Linked DNA regions of Mus musculus: regions 1 and 2 are each linked to region 3. A link is a loop called in an ENCODE intact Hi-C map of the cell type or tissue named here. Cell type or tissue: left cerebral cortex. All regions are shown on one strand.

Evidence for each region. A loop is a pair of places that touch in the nucleus more often than their neighbours do. Peaks named below come from ENCODE experiments on the same cell type or tissue, not always from the same donor. Only the 100,000 strongest peaks of a DNase experiment are listed, where the experiment ranks them.
Region 1: it touches region 3 in a loop (3-fold over the local background); 2 of 42 quality-filtered maps call a loop at or near these places.
Region 2: a loop joins it to region 3, with 2.4 times the contacts of the local background. A loop is called at or near these places in 3 of 42 quality-filtered maps.

Annotation. Positions count from the first base shown.
Region 1 is chr6:48,186,743-48,194,742 of GRCm38, reverse strand. All of the region lies in intron 1 of Gm16630 (predicted gene, 16630), which reads left to right. Among named protein-coding and RNA genes, the nearest start is that of n-TCgca8, 4.4 kb to the right of the region's middle. In left cerebral cortex, no CTCF peak of the experiment used is centred here; DNase peaks (open chromatin) are centred at 4,439, 5,796 and 6,227.
Region 2 is chr6:48,082,066-48,090,065 of GRCm38, reverse strand. Zfp746 (zinc finger protein 746) reads left to right here and starts at 3,473. Exons shown (of 7, transcript NM_001163475.1): 1 at 3,473-3,751; 2 at 6,461-6,760; 3 at 6,892-6,973; 4 at 7,799-7,912. The coding sequence starts at 3,728. In left cerebral cortex, CTCF peaks have their summits at 2,555, 3,439 and 4,075; DNase peaks (open chromatin) are centred at 3,414, 4,062 and 6,079; H3K4me3 peaks cover 1,817 bases; H3K27ac peaks cover 810 bases.
Region 3 is chr6:48,393,383-48,401,382 of GRCm38, reverse strand. Krba1 (KRAB-A domain containing 1) reads right to left here and starts at 5,797. Exons shown (of 18, transcript NM_001347152.1): 1 at 5,496-5,797. The coding sequence starts at 5,507. Gm16630 (predicted gene, 16630) reads left to right here and starts at 5,975. Exons shown (of 5, transcript NR_152250.1): 1 at 5,975-6,745. In left cerebral cortex, a CTCF peak has its summit at 3,790; DNase peaks (open chromatin) are centred at 3,832, 5,052, 5,428 and 5,853; H3K4me3 peaks cover 1,761 bases; H3K27ac peaks cover 2,531 bases.

The sequences.
Region 1 (8,000 bases), 210 kb after region 3:
AGAACTTTACACACACACACACACACACACACACACACTACTGTGCTGACTAGTTTTAAGTCAACTTGATACAAGTTCATCAGAGAGGAGGGAAACCTCAATTGAAAAACTGCCTCCATAAGATCAGGCAAGCCTGTAAGGCATTTTCTTAATTAGAGATTGATGTGAGAAGGCCCAGCCAATTGTGGGTGGGGTCACACCTGGGCTGATGGTCTTAAGGGCTGAGCAAGCCAGTTAGCACCCTTCCATGGCCTCTGCACCAGCTCTTGCCTCCAGGTCCTCCACCGCATCCCCTGTTGAGATTCTGTCCTGACTTCCTCTGATGGTGAGCAGTAACAGGAAGCATGGCCAAATCAACCCCGTTCTCCCCAGGTTGCTTTGGTCAAGGTGTTTCATCACAGCAATAGTAACCCTAAGACAGAAATTGGTACCAGGTTAGTAGGGTATTGCTGTGACATACCTGACCGTGTTGATTTGGGGAAAGTTGTATAAGGACTTTGGAACTTTGTGCAAGAAAAGACATTGAATGCTCAAAGTTTTGTGATCTGTTCTATGGGAGCTTGTGGGGAAAAAGGAGTGTTGAGAGAAATACAGACAAAGGAGGCTTGGCTTGTGAAGATCTAAAGCAGTGGTTCTCAATCTTCATAGTGCTGTGACCCGTTAGTACAGTTCCTCATGTAGTGGAGACCAACAACCATAAAATTACTTTCATTGCTATTTTATAACTAATTTTCTACTGCTGTGAATTGTAATGTAATATCTGATATGCAGGATATCTGATATTCGACCCCTGTGAAAAGGGTTGTTTGACCCTCAAGAGGTTGTGATGCACAGGTTGAAAACCACTGTTCCAAAGTGAATTTTGAGTTATTTAAAGTCTATCAAGGCTTTTTTGCTATTTTGAGTTGAGAATCTGTGATTCCAGTCAGCTGGAGCTAAAGAATCAGCTATGATTAGCAGGAGACGAGAACCATAGAAGTAAAACCTTTGCTTTCCTGGGTCAGTGGATGGTGGTTAACTGGAGCTGAGAAACTAGTGGTGATTAAGAAGAGACAAGCATCAGTGGGGTGAAATCTTTTGGGAAGTGTTTCCTCGGAATCAACACGCAGTAGCTGTGTTCTGGAGGCAGCCAAGGTTGTACCTCATGCTGACAGCCAGACTTGGTAATGTGTAAGTGTCATCCAGGTGATACTGGCTTTGAAGGCATGAGGGGTCATGGAGAGCAGCTGAGGCTTGGCACTGTGAGAGGCCAGGAGAGGCCATTGGTACAGGGGCAGCTTCAGTGGCAACTGAAGGCCCAGGATTAAAGAGGTCATGCAGAGAAGTTGAGACTTGGCATCATGAAGAGAGCCTATAAGAGACTCTATGAAAGTACAGCCCAGTGAATCAGAGATCCCATCATTTTGGAGGTGCCGGTACCATGGAATGACCATCAAAACAGAAGCTGTTGGGGAGTGGAGCCAGGCAGAGCCTAGAAGACAGCCATATTTGTCATGGAGGATGAAGACGGAGAAGTGACCCAAACCTCTTGGAGAAACCCAGAAGATCCTGAGTGAATCCCAGACACTGGACAGTGAGTTGTTACTGTTGAAGTTTGGATTTGTTTTGTTCAGATTGCAACCCTTCTTGAAAAAGGTATTTCATTTATTTTTGATTTTACAGGAGTCCACAGCTGGGAGACTCTAAACTTTGAAAAAGAGATTTGGGAGTTTTACAGATACTTTGGATATTAAAAGAGACTGAATATTTTTAAAGTGAAATTTTTTACAATATTTGAATTTGTAAGGCTGTGGGGGCCCAGGGCCTGGAGGAAAGAGGAGCTATGGCTTAGCTCAGCAGTAATTGTCCTTAGCTTGGCTACATTTGTTTTGTTTTGTTTTGTTTTGTTTTGTTTTGTTTTTTGTTTTTTGAGACAGGGTTTCTCTGTGTAGTCCTGGCTGTCCTGGAACTCACTTTGTAGACCAGGCTGGCCTCGAACTCAGAACTCAGAAATCTGCCTGCCTCTGCCTGGCAAGTGCTGGGATTAAAGGCGTGCACCACCACACCGGGCACTTGGCTACATTTGTGGCTGGAAGCACAGAGAGGCCTCCTGCAGGAGGCTTAGGCTGCAGCTCAGTAGTCAAAGACCCCCTCCAAGTTCTCCATGGTGACTCTTGATGAAAGAGACAGTCCATGGTTCTAAACTGTTTCTTGACTGTTCGTTATGGAAAACAGATGTATACTGTACCAACTTCTCAGGGTGGACCTGAGATTAAATACCTTTTGCGGGGAGGAATGTCTGGGAAGGGAAGCTTATTGGCTATACCCTGAGGGCCTCTAGGTACCTTCTTAGCATGGAGAGCTCTGTTCTGGGCCTACATGACCACAAGTCAAGTTTCCTTATGTGGGAAGTGTGGCACGTGTTCCAGGCCAGGAATCAGGCAGGGAGCAAGGAGGCACCTACCACCTCAGGTGTGAGTTTGTAGGGTCTCAACCAGCTCTACCCACCAAGCTTCCTGACACGGTTTACCATCCCACATACGTTTACTTCATTTCATATTTATTTCAGAGATTTCAGTCCATGATCACTTAGCCCTATCGATGTGGGTCAGTGGTAAAACAGTGCATAAGGGCAGAAAGGATGTGATGGAGGAGAGTAGTCTACCTCACCACAACCAGGAAACAGGGAAAGACAGACTGAGAGGCAGGGCACAGGATTATCTTTCTGGGACATTTTCCAATGGTCTGCTTCCTCTCTGAAGCTCCATCTCCTAATTTACGTCCTCACCAATAATACATGAGAGTGTGGCTCCATCAGTGGATCAATCATTGGCAGACTGAGATCCCTCACAATGGAGTCACTATCCCAAAGATTCATCTCTGAACCTCACTGTGTTGGAATTGTTTTCTACACTTTTTATTTCCTCTTTAGGTGTCTGCAAGTGTATTTACATGAGTTTATGTGCACCACTTGTGTGCAGTGACCATAGAGGCCAAAATAAGGCCCTGGATTCCCTGGAACTGGAGAGTTACAGACCTTTGTTTCTACTGTGTGTGTGCTTGAACTGCTAGAATTAGAGCCATCTCTCCAGCCTCCAACACATGAGACTTCTAGGAAATACTCTTATCCAAACCATAGTACCAATGTTACCACAAAAAGCATCCCACAGGGGACTGTAAATCTTATTCATTGATAGGCTAGGATAACTAGCAACCCACCAGCAGCTGCCTAGATACTCTACTTCCAGCCATGACGTTACCACTACATTTCTGAGAGTTCTCGAACTTATCTGAACATCTTTTCTACTCCATCCACACATCCTGAATCCAACAAATTTAAGCCTCTTCTTCTTCTTCTTCTTCTTCTTCTTCTTCTTCTTCTTCTTCTTCTTCTTCTTCTTCTTCTTCTTCTTCTTCTTCTTCTTCTTCTTCTCAGTAAATACTTGATGGGTGTTGGGAAGGGGCAGGTGTGGGAACCATGGTTGAGGTAGCCAGCCACTTCCACAGCAATGCTATCTAACCCCTCATTCCACAGTTGAGTCCCACATGGTGGTAAACACCATTTTATTCTCGTGGTTTAGTAGGTTGGATGCCCATCAGGGTCTAGGCTGTGCCTCAAGCTGTGGACCCATCTGTAGTCTTCTCTCTGTGTTTGGGGCTCAGCCTGCTTCCTGTTCGTGCTGGAGGAGTGGCAGCTGGCAAAGGGACACTTTCGTGGCAATGACAAAAACACAAATGAGGAATCCTGACTAGGTAAACAGGTTTCCAGACTCTGCTAGGCACTCCCTACCGTCTCATGCCAAGTGTATTAGAGGACTAAGGAACAGGAAGTGGGTCCCATCTCTGTTTAGAAGGTCTGAACTGGGACTCAGAGCTTGATTGACCATGCTGTCCTCTTGATTAGTCCTACATGTACAATATGCTAACTTCCACTCACTGCTGCCAACCTACCTTCCAAACTCAGCCCAGGATCTTGTGCTCCACATTAAACCCTGTTGAGTTGGTTAATCTCAATTGTCAACCTGAGAGGGTACAGAATCACAGTGGGAACAAATGCTGGACATGTCTGTGAGTATTTTCCTAGATCATGTTAATAAGAGAGGAAACCAACCCTAGCCATGGATGATGTCACCGAAGGGTCTGGGACCCTGTATGAACTATGATAAACAGCCCCTCAAAAACCCACTTCTCTTCTGCATCTCTGTAAATGATACCATTACTTATCAATTGCTCAAAACAGAAGTTTATGGTCCACTTTTACTGAAGTAAAAGAGAAAGCTAGCTGAATAGACATATCTATTTTTACTCTCTGACTGTGAATATGATCTGAACAGCTGCCTCACACTCAGACTTCAAATGTCTTCCCCACCGTGTTTGGCTTCTGAAACTGAAGGCCAAAACAAACCCTTTCCCTTAGGCTGTCTTTGTCAAGGCCTTTTGTCCTAGCAACAAGCCTAACACTGGAGGCTTCTTTTATTCATGAACTTAAATAGATAAGATTCTGCCCTCCCACCCCACCTGCCACATTCCAAATTCAGGGGAACAGACTTAGCAACACAGTTATACTCAAATACTAAAAAGACGACACATGTGTACATGGTATTAGAAACTGAATTTAAAAAGAAAAAGAGAAATTCTCAAATGCTGTTGGAATGTAGAGCCATGGGTAGAGCACCTGTCTTGTCAAATACAGGCAGAAATAGCTGTGCTTCTCTACTGCAGTGAGTTACATGTGTTCCCTTGTACATGCCAATTTGAGCATTTCTAGACTTTTCACTATCACATGACAAACTACTCCCAAAGTAACAAAACAAAACACCCCATGATTAGGAATTTTCTTTTGTTAGATGCTTGCTCTGCCACACAGGAGTGGCTCTCACCACTGTTCCTCATGACTCTTGGCTCTGACATCTGAGAATCTACCTTTTCCACTACCCTATAAATCTGAAAAGAGCATTGGAAATCTGTGATTTCTGGTGACTGAGTAGTTACCACGCCTAACTCTCCAGTGTGCAATGACATTGGTGCAGTGGTCCTTCTTACTTGCTTTTGAGTAATTTGTTCACACTACCATGAATACAGCCTATAATAGTGGATCTTTTTTTTTTGAATTTGAATTTTTTTTTATAATAGTGGCTCTTAATTGTGACCTTGAAGGGATGGAGGAAACATGAAAAGATTGAGATGTCGAGGAGGCAGTTCCTAGGATTCATTAGATCATGGTAGTTCTGACCTAAGGAAGGATTCAACCTTCTATGGATTCACCATGCATAGGATGGAGTTAGTTGAAAATCCTGAAACATAGTGGTGAGACCACACTACAGGAGGTAGGTCATAGGGCATGTCCTGGGCATTACAACTTGCCCTGGCATCTTCCTATATTCCTGTCCTCTGTCCACCATAGTATCTGCTATGCCCATGCTAACCACCCCTGCTACAATAGCAGAAAACCTTTGGAATCACAAGCAAAACAAACATTTCCTCCTTTAAAATGCTTTCCTCAGATATTTGAACACAGCAACACAGAAGCCGGCTAATACTAGCTCTCAGGAAAATCGTGGGTTGCTTACAAAATTGTTTCCATTCCCAACACTAATCACTACACTTCTCTTTGATACTGCTTTTCTCTGCCTTGGTTGTAAATATTTGGGCACATCAGGTTCCTATAGGACCAAGCCCTCTATCTTCCTTTGAACACTTATTGCCAACAAGAGTTATTTAGCTGGCACCACCTTGGTGATATCAGTGGTCCTGATAAAAGGGCTTTTAAGCCACACAGTCAAGTTGGCTTTTCCCTGAGGTTGTGTCTATAGAAGGCGCCAAGTTTCCTTCTTAAACTGATATCATAGTCTTGGACAGATCAATCTTACTTTCCCAACTATGCAATTTCTGAGCAATCCATACCACCTTTAAATTCTGCTAATAAAGCTAGGCAGTTCTCATCTGAACTCAGATGTTTTGGGGACCCCTTGCCAAATGCAGCCTGCAGCAAGAAGCTCGAGAGTTGAACATTTACCCAACACCCCCTCCCCTGCTCTGCACCACCAAGGACACTTTCTGCTTCCCAGGCTCTCACAGGCCGCTCGCTGTCTTCCTGCCCTCAAAAGTCACTTCCACCTCCTGCAGCTGATGGAACAGATTGCTTGCTACACACAGAAAACCATGCTTTCTGGGATTTGGCCCAACAAGAACCCCTCTAAAAACCCACTTCAGCATTAGCAGTCTTATTCACAGTGAAGTTGCATAACAAGCCACAGAAAATCTAGTGTCACAAAATAAAGCCATCTGTCACAGTGCCTGTGAGTCTGCAGTTGGAATGCAAATTGAATGATCTAGACTGGGTTTTTGTCAACCAAAACTGGTGACATGGAGAGAGGCTCTACAGAAAAATGAGTTTGATCAGGAACAGAAGAGAAATTAGAATCCAGGATGCACAGGCTCTGACAACCCACAGACACACCCAGGTGAGCAAGAGAAAATGAGGCTGTGTGTACTATTTGAGACACTTATCCAAGTATGAAAAGACTGGTAATGAGGTGATGTTTGTCCACCATTGAACAAGTAGACACTGGACAGGCATCCACCCAGAAGAATTTCCTGTGTAAGATTTCAGTGGGCTTTATGCAGGGTTGTAGATTCAGAAAGTCTTTGTTGTACTTTTATTCACAGGCATGGGTGTGTGTGACAAACCCTCTTTCATGGCTTCTTTATCCATTTTCATTAGGCTTGCTCATGGATGACTCCATTAGGGCTCCAACTATTTTCATAGATTGAAGTTTCTAGTCCAATTGGCCTTGGCTCCTCACTGCCACCTAGGCTCAGGTGTGCCCATGTGTGTTCATTCTAAGGTCCAGCTGAAAAGGTACCACGTCATAGGACAAGCACATGTCACGATAACCATGGAAGTGCCAGATGACAGTCTTACCAGCCGGCCTCATGTCCTGCCTGTATCACATCTTTGAACACCCAGTGGCCAAAGCAAATGAGTCCTACTTCAGCCACTATCAGTCTGTGATTCTCACCTGTCAACCCACCCTTCCATATTTACTCTGCCATAAGGAACCTGTTTCAACAGAACATGATTGGACAGTTGTCATTAGAGGTTCCTGCGAGGATGGTTCAGGAACAGAGGTAGCTTGCTAGCTTTCCTAAGTGTGTCTGCTCTCCTGATTCTGGATGGTTGTTACCTCATCTGGTGCTCTGTCCAGAGAAGGAAGTCCCTTGGAGACCTCACTGCACTAGCCAGTCTTGTAACCACCCCTGCCTACCAGACTTAGCTTCCTCCACTGAAGCACTTGATGCCTAGACTGTTTCTGGGAAACACTGCAGCCCCTGGGACCCCCTGACCTCACTTCTTCATGATTCATGTAGTCTATACAGGGCTAGCTGCTGCTTGCCTCAAAGCTATAACCAAGAATGGCTAGTAATCTGCTAATACCCCTTCCCCAGATAGATGTGAATGGATAAGACTGGAATTTTATTCACCCATGCAGAATGAACAAAATTATGACGTTTGCAGGAAAGTCAGGTGCATGGAAATCATGTTAAGAAAAACAAGGCAAACTCCGAAAGATAAATACTTCATGTTTCAGGTTTGCAGAACCTTGTTTTAAAAGTGTAATGTGTGTGTGTGTGTGTGTGTGTGTGTGTGTGTGTGTGTGTGTGTGTGTGTGTGTGTAAGAGACAGTGTCAGAGACACAGAGCACTAAAAATGGAATCATAAGAAGTGAGGAGGACATCTTAAGGGAGAGGGGAAACAGAGAGGGTAATAGAACACATGAAAGCAGGAGGCGCAACTAAGTAGTGGGAAAAAGGGACACAGTGGAAGTCAGTAGGGTGTGTGGATGAAAACAGTATAATGACCCCATAACAGACTCCATAAGTAAGCCCATTACTTTGTATGTTAATGCCCCCAAAATAATAATTAAAAGCAAACAAAAATTATTTTCCAATGTGAGCTGGACCTATACCTTGGAGAGGAATCCCTTCCAACTTCGAACTTGTGTGCACCCTTACCTGAA
Region 2 (8,000 bases), 310 kb after region 3:
GTATGTTTCTAGGGTGACATCTTACACATGAGACAAAGAGACCCAGGGAGACTGGCTGACTTGATCAAGAATCTCTGGCAGTTAATAGCAGAAGCTGCAGGTTTCCAGGCTCCCAGGTCTCCATGAATTAATTTTTTGGTCTTCCTGCACTCAGAAACTGTTCACTGTTAAAAAGGTTTCAAGATCCCCACATTCAATTACACAGCCCCATAGAGGTTTACTACCCACAGTTGAAGCTGTTGGTCACTCTATGTGGTTATTTGTTTACATTCTCATAACCACTGTGAGACCCTTGGACTTTACCTCCCAGGCTAACAGGGCTTCTTCTAAAATATTTGCTGACTTTGGTTGCTTTAGATTTATTTATTTTATATGCATGAATGTTTTGCCTGCATGTGGGTATGTGTACCATGTGTACACCTGGTGTCTTTAGAGATAGGAAGATGGTATCAGATCTCCTGGAACTGGAGTTACAGACAGTTGTGAGCCACCATGTGGATGCTGGGAACTAAACCCAGGTCCTGGAAAAGAGCAGACAGTGCTCTTAATTCCTGGGCCATCTCTCTAGCCCTGGCCCTTTGTTTGTTTGTTTGTTTGTTTGTTTTGTTTTTTAAACAGAGAAGAGTTGGAGTTAATAAAGATATTTAATATCAACTTAGACACAAAGGTTAGCAGAAGGATAGATACTCAGGAAAAAGCAAACCACAGCTGAGAGCGTGGCTGTGGGCGTCTCCAAAGAAAAGCTGAAGAAAATAAGAACCACATGTGGGCGTGGCTCTTCAGTGGAAAGGTGCCTTGGCTTTTCTTTTTTTAATCCAGGACTTTGCAGCAAAGCTAACAACCACAGGTCCTGATCGCCTCTTTTGCGCTCACCTCTACAATGGTACTCTTGCCAGGTGTTTTCCTTAAAAACATTCCTCTAGATCATAAAACCAGTCCCACTTATGGGCTCACCCCAGCAGAGGAGATGCTTTGGGTGGGGGGGGGGGAATTCCTCCTTGGAAGAAGTACCAAAAGAAACAATAGGAAAGGACCTGGGGCAGATGCCAGAGCTGTCCCCTGTAGTAAGGGTAAGAGTGGACTTCATCCTTTGAAGAACAGACTCTATGTCAGGGGATCCGGGTAATTATTTTGAGAGGCAATCCCAAGACTTTGGAGATCTCAGAACACAGCTGAGCTAGCAGGAAAAGAAGAAAATTAGATTTGGGGAACCAGCCTCCTCAAATATTAAGAATAAGTGCTCACCCAGGGCAGTCCCCAGGGTAAATTCAATTTTTACACAATAAGAAGGATGTATTCTAATGGCTCCATCCCTTCTCACACCCCTACAGACCACGCAGGCTGAGGAGAGGATAAAGGAAGTGTTAAGATCTCAGTCCGTGACTTAGGGTTTCTCTTGCCACAATGCAACACACCATGAGAAGAACTTGGGGGAAGAAAGGGTTTCTCCTCCTTACACTTCAAAGCATCATTCACCATTGAAGAAAGTAGTTCAGGAACACAAGCAGGGCAGAAACCTGAAGGTTGGTGCTGATGTCAAGGCCATGGAGGCATTTGTTTTTCTCAGTTAGGATTCCCCTCTCTCTATAAGATACAATTTGCAAAACACATGAAACTCAAGAAGAACGAAGACCAAAGTGTGGACACTTTGCCCCTTCTTAGAATTGGGAACAAAACACCCATGGAAGGAGTTACAGAGACAAAATTTGGAGCTGAGACAAAAAGATGGACCATCTAGAGACTGCCATATCCAGGGATCCATCCCATAATCAGCCTCCAAACGATGACACCATTGCATACACTAGCAAGATTTTGCTGAAAGGACCCCGATATAGCTGTCTCTTGTGAGACTATGCTGGGGCCTAGCAAACACATAAGTGGATGTGCTCACAGTCAGCTATTGGATGGATCACAGGGCCCCCAGTGGAGGAGCTAGAGAACGTATCCAAGGAGCTAAGGGGTTCTGCAACCCTATAGGTGCAACAACATTATGAACTAACCAGTACCCCGGAGCTCTTGACTCTAGCTGCATATGTATCAAAAGATGGCCTAGTCGGCCATCAGTGGAAAGAGAGGCCCATTGGACATGCAAACTTTATATGCCCCAGTACAGGGGAACGCCAGGGCCAAAAAGTGGGAGTGGGTGGGTATGGGGGACTTTTGGGATAGCATTGGAAATTTAATTGAGGGAAAATACCTAATAAAAATATTTTTTAAAAAAAGGATTCCCCTCTCTCAAATGACTATAGCTTGTGTTAACATAAAGTTAGCCAGCACAGTCAGGGAGCTGGGGAAGGAGGGTCAGTTATTAAGAGTAAGAACAAAACTTCAGTTCCCAGGTTGCTCCCAGAACCTGAGACCCCTGACCTCCTGCACACGCGTACACATATTTGCATACATATGTGTGCATATACATAATCAAAAATAAAAGTAAATCATAAAATAAATAACGAATGGCAACAACAAAAAGATCTCAGGCACTGGTCTTGCAGGCTCCTGCTAGGGGGTGGCATGGAAGGCAATTCTGAATGGCAATACATCTTCTTTGCCACACGGGGCTCCACACTAGGCTTCTGGAGAAATTTTACATTTTGACTTTTTTCTTCCTTTCCTTGTTATTAAAAAACAAAAATATGAATTGAAAAAAATTAGGGGTCTGGGGTCTACTGGCACTACGTTAATGGACATGCTTCCAAACCTACCTAAACTTTGTTAGACATAACCTTTTATATGAACACTGTATGAACATGAATAATACACATGATAACACACATCTTGTTATACATTTGTTACGCATTTTAACGCCAAAATGAAGTAGTTCCGGACTACTCTCGTTCAACATCTTTCCACGCTTACCTGATATATCACAAGAGGGCGTTGGATCTGCGGTAACTACAGCTTGTGGTGAGATGCTGGGAACTGAAACCCAGCCCTCTGCAAGAACAGCAAGTACTTTTAGCCGTTGAACTGTATCTCCAACTGCATTCAAAAAGATTTTAAACGATGGCATTTTAACCCATTTTTCATGTCATTAAAATGTTTATTATAGTATACATACTATAGAAACCCCACATTTTTTGTGTCATTAAAATGTTTATTATAACACACATACATAATCCTACAGAGAACCTACTGTGACTTATCAAGCCATATTTCTATTGTTGGAAGCATTCATTCCATTTCAAGGCAAAAATAGGCGTGCTACAGCTGGACAGCTGCGGAAGTGACCGTGCCGGGGTGCGCACTGCCTGCCGAGGCCGTACCCCCAAGTTTTATACCGCCAAACCAGGTGGCACATCGCTGGTGAGCACTGGCGCCGCGGGGGGCGTGGCGATATGCGGGGGCGTGGTCGGAGGTCGGGCCGAGGCGGGGCCTCGTGAGGAGGGCGGGGCCAAGCGCGGCGGCAAGCGGGTGCCGGCGCTGCCGTTCGCCGCTCGAGCTGCAGGTGGAGCTGTGCCGCCGCGCTGCCTCCAGGAAGCCTCACGGGCCTTCGTCGGCCTGGCCGCGGCACCGGCTCCCAGGATGCAGTGTGGAGCGGCCGGGCGCTGACGGCGGCGGTGCGGCTGCGGGCGGAGCGGCAGCAGGCCGGCCTGCGAGGAGCGCGGCGGGGAAGGTAGCGGCAGGCCCGGGCGGCGCTGCCGGCGGAGAGGACCCGGCAGCCGGGCCTGCGTGGGGCCGCGCGCCGCGGCGTCGACTTCCTTCGCGCCGAGCAGGACAGCGCAGGGCCATGGCCGAGGCGGCCGCGGCTCCGGTAAGGGCGGCCCGCGCGCTTGGCCTGCGCGGCCTCGGGCCCCGGAAGGCCGGGGCCCAGCACACTGTGCCGCAGGCCCCAGGAGGGCTTCCGGGCCAGACCGGGCCTGCGGGTCCTGTGGCTGCGGCGGGCGGCCGCGAGGTCCTCCGGGGCCTACCGGACCGGGTGGAGCCGAGCGCAGGGAACGGCCGTCCGCGCCCGGGAGGCCGACCTGCGCCAAGTTCCCGGTCTGCGCGTCCCCGGGCCGGGCTCCTTCCTCAGCGCCGGGCCGGTGCTTCCCTCTCCCAGCTCCCCCCAGCGGCCTGGTGGCACCTGGGAGGTGTCCGACGTCGATTCTGTAGACAGTGAGCACCCACTATGTGCCCAACCCTCCTCAGGCGGCACGCGAGGACTGCTCGTATTTGTCCAGCCAGGCTGGCGCTGCACTCAGCCCGGTTTAGGCATGATTTTGTCTGCACTGCAAACCTGTGGGGTAGTAACTATTATAGTTATTATTTCATACAAAAGAAAAGCTGAAGGCCCAACGAAGTTAACTTGCCAAGAATCTCAGCGAGAAAAGTGTGGGAAGACAGTGCTCTCACAGTTCAATGTCTGTAATAAGGAAAGCAGTCCAGGTACACGAGTAGCCTTATGGTCGAACAGAAAGAGGTCGTAGCCAACCTGGTGGAGGTTCGAATGCAGGTGCTTAGCAGACTCTGGTGCTCCTCCCGCCCAGCCAGGTAATCTGTGCTTCTGTGAGTTGAGTTAGCTAGGGTTTCTAGGGCTTGGGCAAAGAGAGGCAAGGGCCAGACACAGGACAGTGCAAAACTGGTCCACAAGCCTGGAGATATGGTTTTGGATATGAGGCTGCAGAAATGGAAGGGGCTGGGAAGGCCTGGGCTTCGTCATATGGGTAGGAAAGAGTTGAAGGAATTGGCATCAGTGACTCCGGTCTCAGAGTACTGGCTTCCCTAGCTGTTTGGCAATTGACTATCCCACCTTCGCTTTAAGTTAGCAAGGTGCTAGGCTTCAGTAGAGCACAACCCCTACTTCCAACTACACAGGTCAAAGACCATGGACCCCATTTAAAAAAAAAAATTAAACAAGAATGACATCAACAAGATAGATGTTTGTGCAAATGTCTTTGTGTAACACACAGATTGCAGCAGAGAGAATGGGTGGCAAAGTACAAGGATACGTCTGAAATAGACTCTAGTCTGGGGCAATCCCAGTCAGGGCTGGTCCTGAGGAGTAAGGGACCAGAAGTGTCCTCCACAGCACTTGCTCCCTCTAACAGTTCTGCCAGTCAGAACCCATCTGAGACCCACTGAACGTCCCCAGTCAGAGCCAGTGTCCTTCCTTCTGTACAGCCTGAGGAACTCTTGAGCACCACCCAGGCAAGCTTTTCTGCCTCTGGTCAAGCTCTCATGTCCCCATTTTCTCATGTCTTCCCATTTTCTGGTTCTCAGCAACTCAGATGAGTCCACACTAGTTTCTAGAACTTGGTTTTTTTGGTTTTTTGTTTTGTTTTGTTTTTGTTGTTGTTTGTTTGTTTGTTTGTTTGTTTGCAAACAGTCACCAATCTTTTTTGTTCAAGAATATTCTTCTAGAATATAAGAAACATCCATCTTCAGGCACTGACCAGAAATGGCGCCCATGACAGGATCTCTGATCTACCCTGTGGGTTGCACCTTAGATGTACATGGAAGAGCTCCTCCCATTCCCTACCCAAATGTGTTCTTTATCCCCAGTAGGTAGTCACTAAAGCCTCTATGCCACTCCCAATGACAGGGATGCATCAGTCTTATGATTGTTGTTGCACATGTGAAAAGTATGACTATCTGCCTTCCTCACCAGATTATAGTTTATCCCTGATCTCAGGACAGCTCATGTCTGAGAATGATTCTTACCTTAAAGGAAGTTCAGGTGGTATAAAGAGTCCAACTCAGTGCCAGGCATAGCAACACACTTGTCACCCCAGAACTTGGGTGGTAAAGGCAAGGAAAACCAAGGGTTCAAAGCCATCCTCTGCCACTTAGTTCTAGAGCAGCCAAGGCTATGTGAGACTTCATCACAAAAACCAAGCAAAATACTCAGTTCTTTGATTGGTTAAAATTGGCAGTAATGGTAATTTTAGCTCATGGGGGAGGGGCAATTAAGAAAGGACCAAATCAGATTGTCCCAGAGGAAGGGGAATTAGCCATTGAGCTTATCTGTCTGTTAAGTGGGGACATGAAATGCTTTTTTAAAAAAGCAGTTGAGCAACCTCCTTGTTTGTACCTCTCAATTGAGCAGCTGGAGTTTTTGCTGGGTCATCATCATGCAGTTCCTGTGCGATTGTGACAGGAGTGCAGGCTGGGCTCTAGTAAATCTGCAGTGTATCGTTCATCCACTAAAACAGCCCAGCAATGCTAAGTCATTGTTTATTTTGCAAAAGTGCACTGTGTGTTTACCATGTGTTTAGCGCGGTGCTATGAAAAGACACAGTGTCCACCAGAAGAGATGCTCACTGTAGCGACATACAGGAAATGACTGAATAAGGTGGAAAGCACCAAGATAGGAATCTACACAGTGTGCTCTGCGGTCCTAAGGCAAGGCACCTGCCAGACTCTGGCTACTTCTGTTATACCCAAAGAGGCTATCACTTCCCCTATACATGAGCTCCCCTAGGCCTAGGGGTCTTGAAGGCTCAGTGCAAAGAATGATGCTGGTTTCTCTTCTTTCTCAAAGATTTCTCCATGGACAATGGCAGCTACAATTCAGGCTATGGAGAGGAAGATTGAATCACAGGCTGCTCGACTGCTTTCTCTAGAAGGTCGAACTGGGATGGCAGAGAAGAAGCTGGCTGACTGTGAGAAGACAGCTGTGGAGTTCAGCAACCAGCTGGAGGGCAAGTGGGCCGTGCTGGGAACCCTGCTGCAGGAATATGGGCTGCTGCAGCGGCGGCTGGAAAATGTGGAGAATCTGCTACGCAACCGGAACTTCTGGATTCTTCGGCTTCCCCCAGGCAGCAAGGGCGAGGTCCCCAAGGTAGCTTTTGGGAGCTCTGGGGTGGTGAGCCTGAGGGTCCATGCCTGAAAGTGTGTCGGTGAGCGAGCGTGACACTGTGGTTTCAGGTGCCTCTGACCTTTGATGATGTGGCCATGTATTTTTCTGATCAGGAGTGGGGCAAGCTGGAGGACTGGCAGAAGGAGCTCTACAAGCATGTGATGAGGGGCAACTACGAGACACTGGTCTCCCTGGGTAAGCATAGTATACACCTCTGTAAGGTGGGATTTTACGAGTCCCAGACCTCTTTGTGACATGGTTGTTGTCATGTCAGTGATGTGCAGACCCCTAGATAATCTGAGCAGGAGACTCCTCTCCCCCGACCTTCCTTTCTTGCCTCCTCATGCTGTTCAGTAGAGTCAGATATTCCCTTCTGCTTGACGGAGTAGCAGACCAAGGAAAGCGGTGACCTCTGTCCTCACTAGGCCCAGAGTACTGACATCTCCATTTTGGCTGAGACTGGAGTACAGGTGTGCTGGCAGCTCTGCACTGTATTTTTAATCAACTCCACTGCAGCAGAGGAATTGTTCTCTTATCATGGAGTGGGTGGCTTTTATGTGACACAGCACAGGGTCTGTGAGAATAAGAGTAGTAGACCTTGCCTTTCAAAGCAGATATTCTTTCTCTGCCCCAAAGCCCTACTGCCCCTGCCCCTGGAGCTACTGTTCTGAAAGACCCTCTTCATAGTCTTCCTTCCTGGACAAGAGTATTTGGTGCGATTCTGCTTTGCAGACATGCTGCTGCTGCTTAATGAGGCCTTGTCCAGCACCATGAGCTCTGTGGACAGATGAACAGTGGGTGGGGTCTTTTACTTGCATTGTTGAATGCGCAGGAGCATCTCTCCCACCCTCTGGACTCTACACAAGACTGTTCAAAGACTTTGAGCAGAATGCCTACCATTGACAACTGCTGTTCTGCATCAGTCAAGACATTTAGTTTCTAGGCTGTTAGTGATTTTACAAATGCCTGCCCCAGCTTCTGATGAGAATGTGGCAAGATTAACCTCCTATCTTTCCTCAGACTATGCCATCTCCAAACCTGAGGTCCTCTCCCAGATTGAACAAGGCAAGGAGCCATGCACCTGGCGTCGCACTGGGCCCAAGGTCCCGGAGGTTCCTGTGGACCCAAGTCCAGGTGAAGGGTTGGGAAAAGGTCAGGGACACACCAAGTGACCAAATGAACACATCAAGAGTAAAGGTCCAGGGGTGGTGTAACTCTTCTT
Region 3 (8,000 bases):
GTAAAGAAAATGGCGACGCTTCTAATAAGGCAGAGGAGACTCTACTGCCTATTTCATGCATTTGTGTCACTGATTTTAAAAACTATCTCTGCTACAAACTGGCAGCATTGTCATCCACTCCCCGACATCTCTCTGCCTGCCATTCCTGACAGCTGACAGCCATCAATGTGCATACATGGACTCACGCACCCAGAGTCCTGACGTTTTGAAGTAGTTAGGCTCCAGTCACACATCTGGCCAGGGACAGCATCTCCACTGACTGCCGACATCTGGAAGCCCAGAAGGGATCAGAGGCAGTGTACTTTGCCTCTTGGCTCACTGTGCATTCCCAACCATCTCTATGGCCTGCTGGGCAACCCAGCAGACTCTCTACCCAGGCTTAACTTGTGGCTCTGGCCCACTATGGCCACTATCCCTCAGGAACATATCAGGTATTCCACAAACCTCTAGCAGGGAGCCATTTTGCATTTCTTGTTGGCCTCCTAGCACACAAAATGTGGACAATCTTAGGTTCTGTAATAAAGAGCCAACAGGGTAGGCAACGGCACTACTGCCCTTCAAAATATCTAGCACCAGGTGGCCCCAGGCAGTCACCTGGAAATGTGCATCTCAAAAGGGTTTCTACCTAACCAGTTAGAGGTCAACACAGGCTTGTGGTGAGAATTCTGGAATTTTTGTTTCTTTTTTTCTTTTTCTTTAAAAAGAAAAAAGCATTTTAAGACTATTTTTGTTTTAATCCCAGGGGTGGGACTACGGGGCTGCTCCGAAGCAGCTGACTGTGATTTGCCTTATGCTTTAGCAGAGGCATGGTTCTGCCAGATGCAGAGTTTCTGAGATTGTGTGACATCTGGAGTTCTGGGGATTTTCAGTGGGTATATAAATGCTAGAGCCTCAATAGGTGGGGTTGGCGGTCATTCAGGGGGGTTGGTTGCAGTTTGTTGGTAGCAGGGTAAAAGAAGAAACAAAAGGAAAGAAATTGGATTCAGAGGTCTCTATCTCTGTCTCCCCTCTATCCTTTCTCTCCTATCTAGTGATAGCGAAACAAACAGGAGGGGGATAAACCGTGGGAAAAAGAACCTACAAAGGAACAAAGACCAGCTATAGAGGCTAATCTGTGTGATGCAGTTTGTGCTGAACATACACCTTCTTTCTAGGTGTCTTCAACTGGGTCAAGTGCTAGTGGACTGACTGACCTGTTCTCACTAACAATCCTGGGTCTGGAATCTCTGGCAAGATTCCCACAGTGAACATTCTACATAGGTCATTCAACATCATGCTGGGCGAGCTAAGTGCTTCCTGGTGACTGCACTGGAGGCCTCTGGGAACCTGCCCTCAAATGTCCTCTTGACGTCACCCGAAAGATGGTGCCTTTGCGATTGCCGGACTTATCAGATGTGTTTCCACTGTCATGGACATAGCTATGGAGCTAACTACCCACTGAGCCTGAATCCTCATAGGTGTCTCTAAGCCTCAGATGCTCTTGGGGGACCCTACCACAGGACCCCATTACACTTGGCCATCTTACCCCCACCCCCATGTATTCTACCCATCACTTTCTAGCCTCCCCTTTGGCATCTCTGTGACAGCTCTGTCCTTTGGTCTCTTCTGGTGCTATCCTCTTCCCCCTCTCCCTTCTGGTATCCTAGCAGTCAGTGCCTGGGAACCATGGGGGCTGGCAAGTGGGAAGAAGCTGCTGAGAGCAGATTCCCAGGTCTGCCATAACAGCTCAGGGTCCAAATGGGCATATGTGTGCCTCCTGCAGACCAAATATCCATATTTTACTCCCACACTTTAAATATGTATAGATGCTGATGTGATGAACACTTATATCCCTTAAAAGTCATATAAATTATGGTGTATGAACATTGACCACCTCATGCACTTAGTAGACAACTACAGGGGATCAGAGAAGTTACACCATCAAGAAGGAAGGGGCCATAAAGCCCAAACAATAGAAGCCCCTGTTTATAATCTAACCTTCTCACTGTGATGGCTAAGGGAATCACTGGACTGTGTGGCCAAGCCATGGCAACACAAAGACCCAACCCAATGTGGCCTGCAACCCAAAGAGCTAGAACTGGCCGGCTGTTTCAGACCCTGCCAGAAGGAAGGGTGCTCCTACAGAATAGCATGGGCTTACAAACTGAGTTCAGCAAAAAAGAAAATCTTGTTTGTGGATCTCTGGCCTTGGCCACATGACCTGCATATTATGGCCTCCATAGCAGAACTCCTCCTAAATAGCAGCATGGCTCAGGCTACCACAGCTGTATGCTTATGAGACAGCTCTGCATTAGCACTTGGCTTTCCATGCAGGGTTCACTTTAGGTGAGAGTGATTAAGCTATACACAGATTAAGGCCATTATCTGGGGGAAGTAATTTCCTGATAAAAATGATGGGGCTAGCCTCTTCTTCCTCTCTTACTCGTGCTCTTCTGCTCTTCCGCCTTCCACGGTGGGACAACAGTGCTACTGGATGTGAAGAGCCTCCTGGTGCTCACAAGCTCATGTTTTAAAAGTTTGTTCCCTGTCTGCTGAATGATTTTAGGAGGCTATAGAAACTTTACAAAGTGGACCTAATACATCACTGAGTAAGGCCCTTTGGGATGTAGTACTCCTGGTTCCTTCATACCCAACCCCCTATCTCCCAATCACCAAGACGTAGAGAATGCACACTTTGCTGCCACAATGTTCTGCCCAAGTACAGGGGTCAAATGACCACAACTGAACCCCCTGAAAACATGAGTCATAGTAAACCTGGCCTCCCTTAGGTGTTTCTGCTAGGTCTGTGGTCAGAACCAGAAAAGCAGCTAACCACACATTAAGGCAACCCTTGCCAGGCACCAGGTCCTTGCCTTACACGTTAGATTTCTCAGCAGCTACAACTGTGGGGGGAAAAGAAATCTGGTTTGTTACTGTTTGCTTTTTGAGAGGCAGCCTCACTATTGTAGCTCTGGTTGTCCTAGAACTTATGTAGGTCAGGCAAGCTTTAGACTCACAAGAGAGTCTGCCTCCCAAGTGCTGGGATTAAAGGTGTGCACTGCCACACTCAGCCAAAATCTGTTCTTTATAAGTGACCCATCTTAGGTATTTTAACATAGAAATACAAAGGAGACAGGAGGCAAGATATTTCAACAGCTGTATCTGCATGCATTTTCAGTTTGTCAGCTTCATTTCTCACTAGAAGTAGGCACCTGGTTTCCCTCCTCCTGTGCTTCGATTACTATAACAGAATACCTGAGACAGGGTGATTATAAAGAAAATAAATTGACTTCTTACAGTTGCAGATGCTGAGAAATCCAGGGTCAAGGGGCCATGCTGGTTGAAGGCCTCCCTGCCACATCGTATGGTACGTGACAGTTTGATGGGGAAACAGAGAAAGCAAGCCAGAAAGGCCTTCTAAACAAGACTACTCCCCCAGTCACCCATCAACCCCAATGACTTTCCAACAAAGCATAAACATGACACTAGGCATTAAGTTCCTAACAGGTGAAATTCAGAGGATACTGTCAAGCCACAGCATTTCTATTAGTCTTTTGTGAGACTGCTCAGTCCTTTTGAGAGCCACAACCTAAGGTGCACGGAATGACCACATATTAGTCATGGGACTTCAGCCAAATGGCTGCCCTATCTGAGCATTAGCAAACTCATCTGTACTAGTGGATCATATCCTAGTCCACAGGGATACTGTACAGACAGGATTAATTACCATAGGCTACAATAAATCTAGCATAAATGCTGTGGCTCGTGTCACCAAGGCTATCTGCCTAATCTCCACCTCAGGCTCTTCTATACACCACTCCTGACTCTGGGGGGCAGCATAGGTGGCTCTTTATCTCAAGGCTAAATATAGCTGGCTCCTTTAGGCCTTTGCCTGCAATGTTTTCCAGGCCTCTCTCCAACTAGCCTCAAAAGGCCATCCTCACTGACAGGGTTTTGTTTTGATGCGGATGAGAACTCGCTCTGAGTGGAGAGATGCTCCCTTCAGAGCTTTCCCAAATGGAAGAAGTCGAATTGGGGATGTTGGTCAGATGGTAAAGTGTTTGCCTAGCATGCGCTGGAATTAAGTTCCCAGTGCCACACAAAGCCAGATATGGTAGCACATGCCTATGATTCAGGCCGTTGTAGGAAGGTCAGTCAGGTCAAAGTCATCTTCAGCCACATGAGAGTCTGTCTCCAAAAATATAAATAAAAAGCAAAGGAAGAGAGAGTGTGTGTGAAGGACAGGGAGTGGGGAAGGGGAAGAGACAGAGTGGATGGGGAGATTAACTTCAGAACAGCTACCGCTGGCTTGCCATCTGGACCTCTGCCCAATCATCAGAAGAAAACCTTCCAGGATTAACTAGGACCACTGTAGATGATCAATCTCCTTGCTCATAACTCCCATGATGGCTTCCTAAGAAACTGTGTCAGTCTCTGTATGAAATTTTAGTTTCAGCACTCAGTCTTGTATCAGCCTAGCCCCATTGCCCCAGCATGCCTCAGGCTACCAGGGTCAGACCCTGTACCATGGCTGCTACTCACTGTCCCCAACTGTAGACTGTGCACACACCCCTGTGATTCTGTCACCCCTGTCACAATGAACATAAAGATCTTAGACCATCTCTGCCCCTCTTCCTTAGCCTGGGACCTTGTACTCTCAGAGACCGTGCCTGACCATCTTCTCTATGCAGTATATGAATACTCTTCCTTGAACATCAGGTTGGAGAGATCTGTGGTTCAATTCCCTCATCTACAGAACAGAAAACCCAAATAAGCAGACTCTAGGATGGGGCCAGTGGGAGTATCTGAGCAAGAGTCTTGGGCTACCTGTTAGCCATAGCTAAAAAAGACGCTTCCAGGCCAGACAATGTTCGATTTACCTGGCTTATCGTTTCTCCTGAGATTCTTGTGGGGTATTAGTGATGTCCAGCCACGACCTCAACACAGTTGCCTAAGTTTGGCCAAAGCTCGTGGACCAAAATTGCACATCTGACTCTGGGTGTCTACCCAGAAGGCAGTGCAGCAACTGCCCTGGCATCTTCACAGCCCACGATCCTGCCGAAACTGTACCTAGGCCACAACAACTGATGTGGCTCTTCTTCAGCTCTGGGACTGACATATTTTACCAGCATTAACTTCGATCTGTTTTCTTTCTCCCCACTTTTCCGGCCCAATTCACGGGGATTACGTATCTTAACAAAAATAAATGTCAGATTTAGTTATTCCCCCAAGACCTGCTGAGGCTTCAGTCGTGCACACCCTCTCACGATCTTGTAATGAAAAGCCAAAGGAATGAGTTCCCCAGGTAGAAAAAAAGCTCCAGGTCCGTGTGTCCTGGGAGAAGGGGAGAGCCTTAGACTTCTGGTTAGGGAATTCTGGGCACTGGCCGACCTTGATCGGCTCACTCGAGCTCAAAGTCGGCGGTGACGGATCCTCCCGGGCCTGTTGCCCTGGGGACTGCGCTGCACCAAGAAGCCCGACCGCGGCGTTCGTCGGTCCGCAACGGCTCGTCTTACCTGGAGCGCCATGGCGGAACTCAGCTTCGCGACTCCCTGGCCCACCCAGCTTCCGGTGCGGCTCTGGCTGGAGGCTGCACCGAGACCCTCGAGACCCTCGGGGACAGCGGCCCAGTTCTGCACGACAGGAAGCGGGGCCGGGGAACTCGCTACACCGAGAACCGCAGAGTTGGCTCGTCTGGGTCGGTCTGGCGCTTCGCATCCCGGGAGGGGTGGTCCCGCTTCCGCCCGCAGCCCCCAGCCTCACAGCGGTAACGACGCAAGCGCAGACTACACTTCCCAGAGGGCGCCGTGCCTGGGGCGTGGCTTCAGGGGGTGTGGCGGGGTTCTCCTTTACTGCTCCGTCCCTCACACCTCTAGCTCCTCAGGTTCAGGCACCCGCCTGGCACTGGTTAGTTACATCCTGTCGAGCTTGCGGCTTGCGCATGCTCAGGTGCAAACAACCGTTCATCCAAATAACCAACCATCCACTCCTCCGTTCTCTTTAGCATCCGGCGCTTTCTGAGTGCGCCCTGTACAGGTGCCAGGTTAGGATGCATGGATAAAAAGGGACCAGTTTCTCCCGTTGGCTGCAGTCACGTAAACCCGACCCTGAGTGGCTGAGGGCCAGGGCACAGTGGCTCACCGCTACACTGATCTGCATCACTACATTTTATGTGACTATTTGCTTGCTCGTGTTGCCCACTGATGGTGGCGGCCCCAGTAGTTCCTGACAAACGCTAGGCTTAAATATATGTATGATGTGTGGACTAAGTGTGTGCCCCATCTCTGGATTCATTTGTGCTGCTGTCTCTGTGGTGCAGACATAGTCCTTAGGCTGCACTTTGAGGCTCATTTTCCTTCCTGGAGCCCTCGTCTTTCCCTTCATTGTATGGGAAAAACTCAAAGAGAAGTTTTTGGAGCTTTGAAACAGGTGCTTGGAGCCACAGCAGAAGCCACCATACCCAGGACTTGTTCTCGGCTCTCCACTCCTAAAAATGTCTGCAGGGGCGTCCCCTTATCTGCGATCCGAGGAAGGACGATTTCTCCCTAGCCACCCCAGCATAGCTCTTTAGTGACTCTGGCCTACGTGGGCTCCACTGGCATACTGGCTTTGTATGCTGGCATGCCAGAACACATGATCGAGCAGAGACCACTAACATTACTGCCCAGCACAGCTGAGTGAATTTCTTCCTTCACACTCTAAGGACAGGACCGCAGCATGGAAAAAGAAAACTGAAAGTTCAGTCCATCTCCAGTAGCATCTCAGGGTAAGTCCTAGGCCTCAAGCCAGGGACCTATGATCCCTAAGCCACAAAATCCTCTCAAAACCTTTCAAAAAGAAAAAAGGAAGACATAATTTACAGCATGTGAAGTGTCTTGACGCTGTTTTGCTTTAAGTGTCCTCCTGTCTGGGCTTGGTGCAACATTTGGAGATTTGGGCCATCTGTCACTAAGAAGAGCTTACACCATCAAACTGGCTGAATGGCCAGTTGTTAAAGTTACAGAAACAACTGCTGCCCATTCATTACCCTTTTGACTATTTTTTGCCTCCACACCAGCCCTTATAATCTTTACATTAAAAAGTTTTACTCCAGATAACAGGGGTGGTAGTCTGGGATGTGATACCATGACAAACAATGATTGTGTTCAGGGAAGGGAAAAGATTTTATATTTGTTGTTTTTTTTGTTGTTGTTGTTTTTTTTTTTTTTTTTTTTTTTTTGAGGCAGGGTTTCTCAGTGTAACCAGCCCTGGCTATTGTGGACTTGCTTTGTAACAAGACCAGTTTGACCTTGAACTCACAGAGCTCCACCAGCCTCTGCATCATGAGTGCTGGCATTCTAAAATGAGCAAGGTTGCAGAGTTGTTTTGAAATGATAGTCCTTGGCTATAACAAAGGTGTTGTTAGTCCAGCTTTGGGCAGACACTTGCTGGGTGGGCAGCCTTGTAGAAGAGCTTTTTCCCTACAAGGTTGCTATGGCATTTGTGCAAGGTTGTGGTCTTGGCAGTTTTTTGTGGCCATTCTTGCTATCAGCAGATATGTGTGAGGAAACCCCATCCTTACCACCAGGGCTTCTTGACATTTTCTGTCAGTGGTTGACATAGTGATTCTATCAGTTTAACATAAGTAGCTCTAGTTTGATCTCAACAATTTCACATGAGCTCAAGGGATGGAATAGAAATCGAATACATTAAAAAAGAAACTTAGTAATTCCAATTAGTTGTTCAGTACATTGCTATTCAGAGAGCTTAACTTCTTACATATTTGGTATTTGGTTACCTGGCCATTTGATGAGTTGGCTTTGAGTGGACTAGCCAGCTGTCTTACTCAAATGCAACAGCTAGTTTCTGTGAGCAATAAACTGTGCTATCCATTTCTGCATATGAAAATTAGCTGGAATTTTAAAAACTTTTTGGTTTTCATTACTGTTTTCTTTCCATCTATGAGGTCACCTAAAAGACTTTGGAATTTCCCATGATGAAGGTTTTATAGAAGAGTTTGTTTTTTAAAATTTGCTCTACAG